Linked DNA regions of Homo sapiens: all the other regions are linked to region 1. A link is a loop called in an ENCODE intact Hi-C map of the cell type or tissue named here. Cell type or tissue: heart right ventricle. All regions are shown on one strand. Region 1 has its middle 2.9 kb from the start of CCIN. Region 2 has its middle 28 kb from the start of RECK. Region 3 has its middle 3.0 kb from the start of OR2S2.

Region 1 (2,500 bases):
TCCCGGGTGAAGATGTCCCAGGAGGCGAGATCTGCCAGCCTGCATGTCCATGGGAGCCAGAAGGTGTCTGGCATCAGCACCAAGAGGCCTCATCATTCACCCAAGTTGCTGCTGCTGCTTTGCAGAAGGTAAGGGCTGAAGAGGCATTAAGGGCTTAATTATTCTCCCAGGGAGACTGGTCTCCGGAGGAGGAGGCTGAAATTGAAGTCTACTTCCAATGGGGAAAACAGAAGTTCTTCACTTTGTGCACGTATCATATCCCAAGAGACCGAGTCTCTCTATCGCATTCGGGCGGGAAGGTGGACAAATTCAGTTTAAAAGGGTATTTTTGGCCAGGTGCGGTGGCTAACGCCTGTAATCCCATACATTAGGAGGCCAAGGTGGGTGGATCACGAGGTCAGGAGTTCAAGACCAGCCTGGCCAAGACGGTGAAACCCCGTCTCTACTAAAAATACAAAAGTTAGCCGGGCGTGGCTGCGCGCGCCTGTAATCCCAGCTACTTGGGAGGCTGAGGCAAGAAATTACTTGAACCCGGGAGGCGGAGGTTGCAGTGAGCCGAGATCGGGCCACTGCACTCCAGCCTGGGGGACAGAGTGAGACTCCATCTCAGAAAAAAAAAAAAAAAAAAGGGAAGGGGCGTATTTTCAAATAATTTTCAAGTTACCAAATCTAAAAATAAGGAAAAGACTAGTCTGGAATGAACGGACGAGGGAGGGAGACAATGAGAATGAGAATATGACTAAGCCAGGGAGGGAAAGAGCTGGAACGGCTCAGATTCCCGAGGCTGATACTGAAATTTCCCGGGAGGGGCACTGAGGACGGCCCGAGGGTCTAGAGTGGGGCTTGGGCCCAGATTGGAGGAGATCAGAGAGGTAAGTCCTTTCTGTACCTTCTCGCGAATGCCTGGGCGAGATGCAAGTCCAGGCCCTTCTCTGGGGTCTCTTCCCAAAGGCTGGTCCGGGTGGGGCTACTGGGCTCTTTTGCCTCCCCCTCCCTCCCGCCCGCGGCGCTCCAGCTGGCGCTTATCCCCTTCTTGCACGAACAGCAGTTCCACAGACGCCCCACAGGACTCCGGGAGCCCCACGCCAGCCAGGAATCTGTCCGAGTCTGCGGGCACCCTCCTCTCTCCCCGCAAAGGACTCGCAGGGGTCAGGAAACCCCCCCAGCTGTTACTGGGAGTCGGAGACAGTCTTCTGGCCTCTGGAGGGCGCGCCTCCGTTGGGGGCTCAGCGTCCCCATCTGTAAAGTGGGGACAGGTGTGTGTCTGGGGAAATCTAAGGAGTCCTGCAAGGCTGAGAGCCCCCGATCCTGCCGTTTGAATTCCAGGGTCGCGGCGGACGGCACGGCGCTGCCGCCTTTGCACGGTGGCGCGTGGAGGCAAAGCGAAAAAGGGGACGCCCCGCGCCTCTTTTCCATCCTGGAGAGGGGTTGGGGTGGTGCCCGGCGCAGAGGCGGTGCGCTCGGGGGCGGGGACGACCCTCCAGCGCCACCGCGTGGCTGGACTGGGTTCGGGCGGCGGGCCCAGAAGAGACGCGAGGTAGCCACAGCCTCCTCAGCTACCGCGAAACCAGAACCACGATGACCACAAGTTTTTATGAAGGGAGCAGCCACGAACGCCGGCGCTGGGCGAACTGGTGTAATATGAGTAAGAAAACGGCAGCTAGCATTGATTGAGCTTTATGACAAGCCCACTACTCTCCAGTCCTTTTCTCATTTAAACTCTAATAATAGGCCGGGCACGGTGGTTCACGCCTATAATCCCAACCCTTTGAGAGGCCGAGGCGGGCGGATCACCTGAGGTCAGGGGTTCGAGACCAGCTTGGCCAACATGGTGAAACCTCGTCTCTACTAAAAATACAAAACTTTGCCGGGCATGTTGACAGGCGCCTGTAATCCCAGCTACTGGGGGTGGGGGGTGAGGGGGGTTGGGGGGTTGGGTAATAAAAGACAGGGGAATTGCAACAGAGAAAGAGTAATTCACACAGAGCCAGCCGTGCGGGAGACTGGAGGGTTTTGTTTTTGTTTTTTGGGGTTTTTTTTTTTGAGACGGAGTCTCACTCTGTCGCCCAGGCTGGAGTGCAATGGTGCGATCTGGGCACGCTGCAACCTCCGCCTCCCGGGTTCGAGCGATTCTGCTGCCTCAGTCTCCCCAGTAGCTGGGATTACAGGCATTACAGGCATGCACCACCACTCCCAACTAATTTTTGTATTTTTAGTAGAGACAGGGTTTTGCCATGTTGGCCAGGCTGGTCTCGAAACCATGACCTCAGGTGATCCGCCCACCTTGGCATCCCAAAGTGCTAGGATTACAAGCATGAGGCACCGCGCCCGGCCTGGAGTTTTATTATTACTCAAATCAGTCTCCCGGAGCATTGGGGGAGCAGAGTTTTTAAAGATAACTTGGTGGGTAGGGGGAAGCCAGTGAGCCAGGAGTGCTGCTGATTGGTCAGAGATGAAATCATGGGAGTTGGAGCTGTCTTCTTGGGCTGAGTCAGTTCTT
Region 2 (2,500 bases), 160 kb before region 1:
AGCATGAAGAGTCTTCCAAGTTCTGCCACATCACCGCTAAAGGACATCCCAATGGCCAAACATGCTTTGGGAAATATTCTTTACCCTTGTGTACTTGTAGACTGTCTGTCATGAAAGAGGAAGTGATTATGTCCCATGTAGCCAAAGGCTAATCAATTCCCAAAGCTAAAAAGTCAGACAGAAATTACCATGTATTTCTATAAAGTTACACCGAATGTGCTTGCCTGTCCTGCCTCCCTTTTACCTCCTCCACCTCTTCCTCCTTTGCCACCCTCAGACAGCAAGACCAACCCCTCCTCCTTCTCCTTCTCCTCCTCAGCCTATTCAATGTGAAGACAAGGAGGATGAAGACCTTTATGATGACCCATTCCACTTAACGAACAGTAAACATGTTTTGTCTTTCTTGTGATTTGTGTGTGTGTGTGTGTGTGTGTGAGAGAGAGAGAGAGAGAGAGAGAGAGAGAGAGAGAGAGACAGGGTCTAGCTCTGTCATCCAGGCTGGAGTGCAGTGGCACCAACTTGTTTCACTGCAACCTCTGCCTCCCAGGCTCAAGCCATCCTCCCTCCTCAGCCTCTGGAGTAGCTGGGACACAGGCACATGCCACCACACCCGGATAATTTTTGTATTTTTGGTAGAGACAGGGTCTCACTTTGTTGTCCAGGCTAGTCTCCAACTCCTGAACTCAGGCGATCCACCCACCTCGGCTTCCTAGAGTTCTGGATTACAGGCATGAGCCACTGCACCCAGCATGATTTTCTTAATATTTTCTTTTCTCTAGCTTACTTTATTATGAGAATACAGTATAATAATACATTTAACATACAAAATATGTGTTTATCTACTGTTTATGTTATCGATTAGGCATTCAGTCTAACAATAGGCTATTAGTAGTTGTTTTGGGGATTTTCAACTGCAATGGGGATCGGCGCCCTAATCCCCGCGCTGTTCGAGGGTCAACTGTATTTTTTTCATGTGCCTCTTTCTCGCCACTAGAGGGTGCACTCCCAGAAGGCAGGGACCCTGGGTTACTCTGCACATTTCTGCCTTTTGCCGCTAGAGGATGCACTCCCAGAGGGCATGGACCCTGGGTTACTCTACACATTTCTGCCTTTTATGGAGCATACGCTCAATAATTGTTTGCTGAATAAAGGAATGTCCCCATTCTCTAGACTCATCCCTGTCCTGGGTCACATTCTGTCCATGACTCGTAAGAGGTCTGGGAGCACGTGCACAGATGACAGGAAGCTGAAAGGACAGTGACTTGGGTGCCCAGTGAGGATTGAGGCAGAACACAGCAGGTTGCTTCAAGGTGTTTAATCCAATGAGATGAACATTTAGAGGGAGAGTAAAGGTCTTTCAGTCAGATGCCCCAAGCCACTGCGTAAGCACAGACTGGGGGTGACGGGGCTCGGCTGCAGCACAGGAGAAAGCACCTGGGCTTTGAATGAATCCTGGAATCACTAACCCACAGATTGTTGGACCCTGTTAATGAGATTATGATGTTCAGAAAGAAAGAAAGGGGACAAGGAAAGAAGGAAGGGAAAGAGGAAGGGAGAGAAGAAGGGGGAGAAGAAGCAGACAGCTGACTTCCTCCAGTGCTGCCAACATAATTTGTTCTTGGGGATGTTATCCCAGAAGGATAGAAAGTTTCTAAACTGAGTACAACTCACTTTCCAAACCTTAAATGACTTCAGGGTCTACAATGGTCCCAAAGAATAAACTGCAATTTAAATTATCTTCTAAGGGTGATGGCCAGTCCTTTGGAGATTGTGCCCCAAGCACATGAGGCAGGAGAAGCAGAAAGGACCCTTCACCTGTCACATGTCCTGAGCCCTCACCCTGGCGTTCAGACCCAGTGTCACTGTTTCTGACATGTAGCCTCTTTCCAAACCTTGGAAAATCGATCATTCTTGCTCATGATGTTTTTTTATAAAAGTAAGGGCAAGTTTTGGTGAAAGGAATTCCACAATTTTCATTAGCATTGGCTATATTTATTTTTTAAATAAATTGATACATAATAGATATACATAATAGATACATAATATCTATTATTGATACATAATAGATATACATGGTTTTAAGGTACATGTGATAATTTAATACATTCATATAATCTGCAAGGATCAAGTCAGTGTAGTTGGGATATCCATGACTTTAAACATTTGTCTTTATGCTAGAAATATTTGAATTATTCTCTTCTAGCCATCTTGAAAGGTATAGTAGCTTATTGTAAACTATAGTCACCCTCCTGACCTATTGAACACTAGGTCTTATTCCTTCGATCAAACCATATATTTTCACCCATTAATCAACAGCATGGTTACATTTCTATCATCAGACTTGATTGTAATGGAATGGGGGCTTGAGGAGGGCAGATGTGAAGCTGTTTCATTGGTATGATATTATTCTCACAAAATCAAATAGACCTCCTCAACCTGCAAGAATGTCTGAGATCATCTGGCCTCACCCTGCCATCATGCTGAGGAAATGGGGGCTTGC
Region 3 (2,500 bases), 210 kb before region 1:
TGGTAACTGACAAGTTGTCAACTTCTCCTTAGGTAATTGGTATTTTAAGTTGTCTATCTTTTTAATGGTTAACTGGGTAATCTGTTTTTTCTTAGAATATAAATTTCCCCCCCAAATTTTCACATTTATTTCTGGGAGTGGAACAAAATATCCTTACAAAATGTCTACTTTTCTTGGCACCAGTGGTTTGGATCAGATTAGTGTTTGGTGGTGTCTGTGGACTGGGGACCCTGGGGATGGGGATGAAGGGTGGGCTGAGCAGATGGAGCCCAACTCCCTCCCCTGGCCCCCACATCTATTCTGCCCCCCACCTCCATTTCAGCCAAAGCAGATATACTTTATATTTGGAGTTTTAACTTAAAGATTTCGTAGGGCATTTGGTCACTAGAGTAAAAGCCTAAAGCACCCACTAACCCAGAACTGTGATTTTTAAAATAATACATTTGTCTGTATGATTAAGTATAATAATATAATAGTTTTGCCTCCCCTTGACACCCAAAAGAGAGTGGGAGTGAAAGGTGCCACTGTTCCTAGAGGAAGCAATGTAATTTCTGACTCAACAGTTACACTATAATAATGTAATTTATAATATAAATGGATATGACTGCCATTCCTCAAGGAAGAGAAAGTGAGTGGAGGACAGCCTCACAAGAAGGCAGGCTTGTTCAAGTATCTCTCTCTGCCAGACAGATCTCCACTGCCCTGGGGAAACAGAGTTAGCTTAGCACCATCATTATTATTCCCAAGGTATTTTCAGAAATATCACACTGGAATTAGATGATACTGTGGACACAATTTAGTACCTGTCAGTTGGGTAAACTGGGTGATTTTGGCACAGGTGGAAGTATGCGGGCTATTTATGCTGGAGGGAAAAAGACCCAGGAACCAGGAGAACAATCTTTATATATCGGAAGAAAGAAGAGATAAGGTGTATTTCATGTAAAGGCACGAAGCTGAATTAGGACTGGAAGATGCTATCGGAGACAGATGTTAATGGAGACACGTATATGTTAGCACAATTCAAGGAAGAATTTGCTAGTAGGGCTGAATGAAACAGCTAGAACCTGGAAGTGTTAATTCTCTATCACTGGAGGTATCCAAGCAGATGCTGGATGAGTGGGGTCAGGGATATTGGAGAGAAACTCCATGAACTATGCAGTTAGCGGTGAAGAAAGAGACCTGTGCAGCTGCCTCTAAAAACACGACATGGCTCTGTAAATGTCTGAAGTTGGCTTGCATGGCCACTAGATGTCACTCTTGTGTATCTGCAGTAGCAAGATCGTTTCTCTTCTAGGGCAAGTAGAAATCAGAACCTTAGACTAACACAATATAGTGAAATTTTATTAGCAACATATACATCCTTATCTTATGCAATTCAATGTTTTTTTAATAGAGATAAGGTCTCACTATGTTGCGCGGGCTGGTCTTGAACTCCTGAGCTCGAGTGATCCAATTCATTCTTGACAAATATAAGAAAACTTAAATATATCACTTGAAGCAAAAATATTCCAAGAACTATTCTTAAAAACAGATTCACTTTCTAAAGTTTCCTTTTAAATAAGTCTTTTGATATTCTCAGACTTTGATATAACTTGCCATAAAACTGCTGCTTTTCATCCACAGCAATTTCTGAACCTCTTGTATGTCTTCTGTGTCTATGAATAGATAGGCAAAAGAGGTTAAGGAATCTGCCCAAACCCTTAGGTAAAAAAACATTGGCCTGGCGCAGTGGCTCAGGCCTGTAATCCCAGCATTTTGGGAGGCTGAGGTGGGCGGATCACCTTGGCCTGGTCAGGAGTTCACCTTGGACTTGGTCAGGTGTTCAAGACCAGCCTGGCCAACATGGTGAAACCCATCTCTACAAAAATACAAAAATTAGCTGGGCATGATGCCAGGTGCCTGTAATCCCAGCTGCTCTGGAGGCTGAGGTGGGAGAATCGCTTGAACCTGGGAGGCGGAGGTTGCAGTGAGCCGAGGTCTTACTATTGCACTCCAGCCTGGATGACAGAGCAAGACTCTGTCTCAAAAAAAAAAAAAAAAAAAAAAAGCTTCCCAATTTTTATTGTGCTGAACTTTGGAGGCTCAGGAAATGCTACAACTTTATACCCTATTGAACATTCACAGTGGACCTTTGCATAATAAAGGCTCTGAGAAGTCTTGGAACAAAGAAACCTATGAAAATTTAGCCCCATAGGCTAGGACACTGTGGCTCACGCTTGTAATCCCAGCACTTTGGGAGGCTGAGTCGGGCGGATCACTTGAGGCCAGCAGTTTGAGACCAGCCTGGCCAAAATGGTGAAACCCTGTCTTTACTAAAAATACAAGAATTAGCCGGGCATGGTGGTGTATGCCTGTAGTCCCAGCTACTCAGGAGGCTGAGGGATGAGGCTTGCTTAAACCTGGGAGGCAGAGGTTGCAGTGAGCCGAGACTGCACCACTGTACTCTCGTCTGGGTGACACAGCGAGACTCTGTCTCAAAAAAAAAAAAAAAAAAGAAATT

The links. Peaks named below come from ENCODE experiments on the same cell type or tissue, not always from the same donor. Only the 100,000 strongest peaks of a DNase experiment are listed, where the experiment ranks them.
Region 2: it touches region 1 in a loop (2.2-fold over the local background); 29 of 110 quality-filtered maps call a loop at or near these places.
Region 3: a loop joins it to region 1, with 5 times the contacts of the local background. A loop is called at or near these places in 34 of 110 quality-filtered maps.

What each region holds. Positions count from the first base shown.
Region 1 is chr9:36,165,204-36,167,703 of GRCh38, forward strand. No RefSeq gene overlaps it. Among named protein-coding and RNA genes, the nearest start is that of CCIN, 2.9 kb to the right of the region's middle. RefSeq lists enhancers at 1,091-1,200, 1,291-1,791 and a silencer at 1,391-1,600. In heart right ventricle, a CTCF peak has its summit at 1,508 (motif pointing left); DNase peaks (open chromatin) are centred at 1,088 and 1,488; H3K4me3 peaks cover 1,133 bases; H3K27ac peaks cover 1,831 bases.
Region 2 is chr9:36,007,939-36,010,438 of GRCh38, forward strand. No RefSeq gene overlaps it. Among named protein-coding and RNA genes, the nearest start is that of RECK, 28 kb to the right of the region's middle. In heart right ventricle, CTCF peaks have their summits at 988 (motif pointing right) and 1,196; a DNase peak (open chromatin) is centred at 1,023.
Region 3 is chr9:35,953,881-35,956,380 of GRCh38, forward strand. No RefSeq gene overlaps it. Among named protein-coding and RNA genes, the nearest start is that of OR2S2, 3.0 kb to the right of the region's middle. In heart right ventricle, CTCF peaks have their summits at 1,242 (motif pointing right) and 1,444; a DNase peak (open chromatin) is centred at 1,227; H3K27ac peaks cover 246 bases.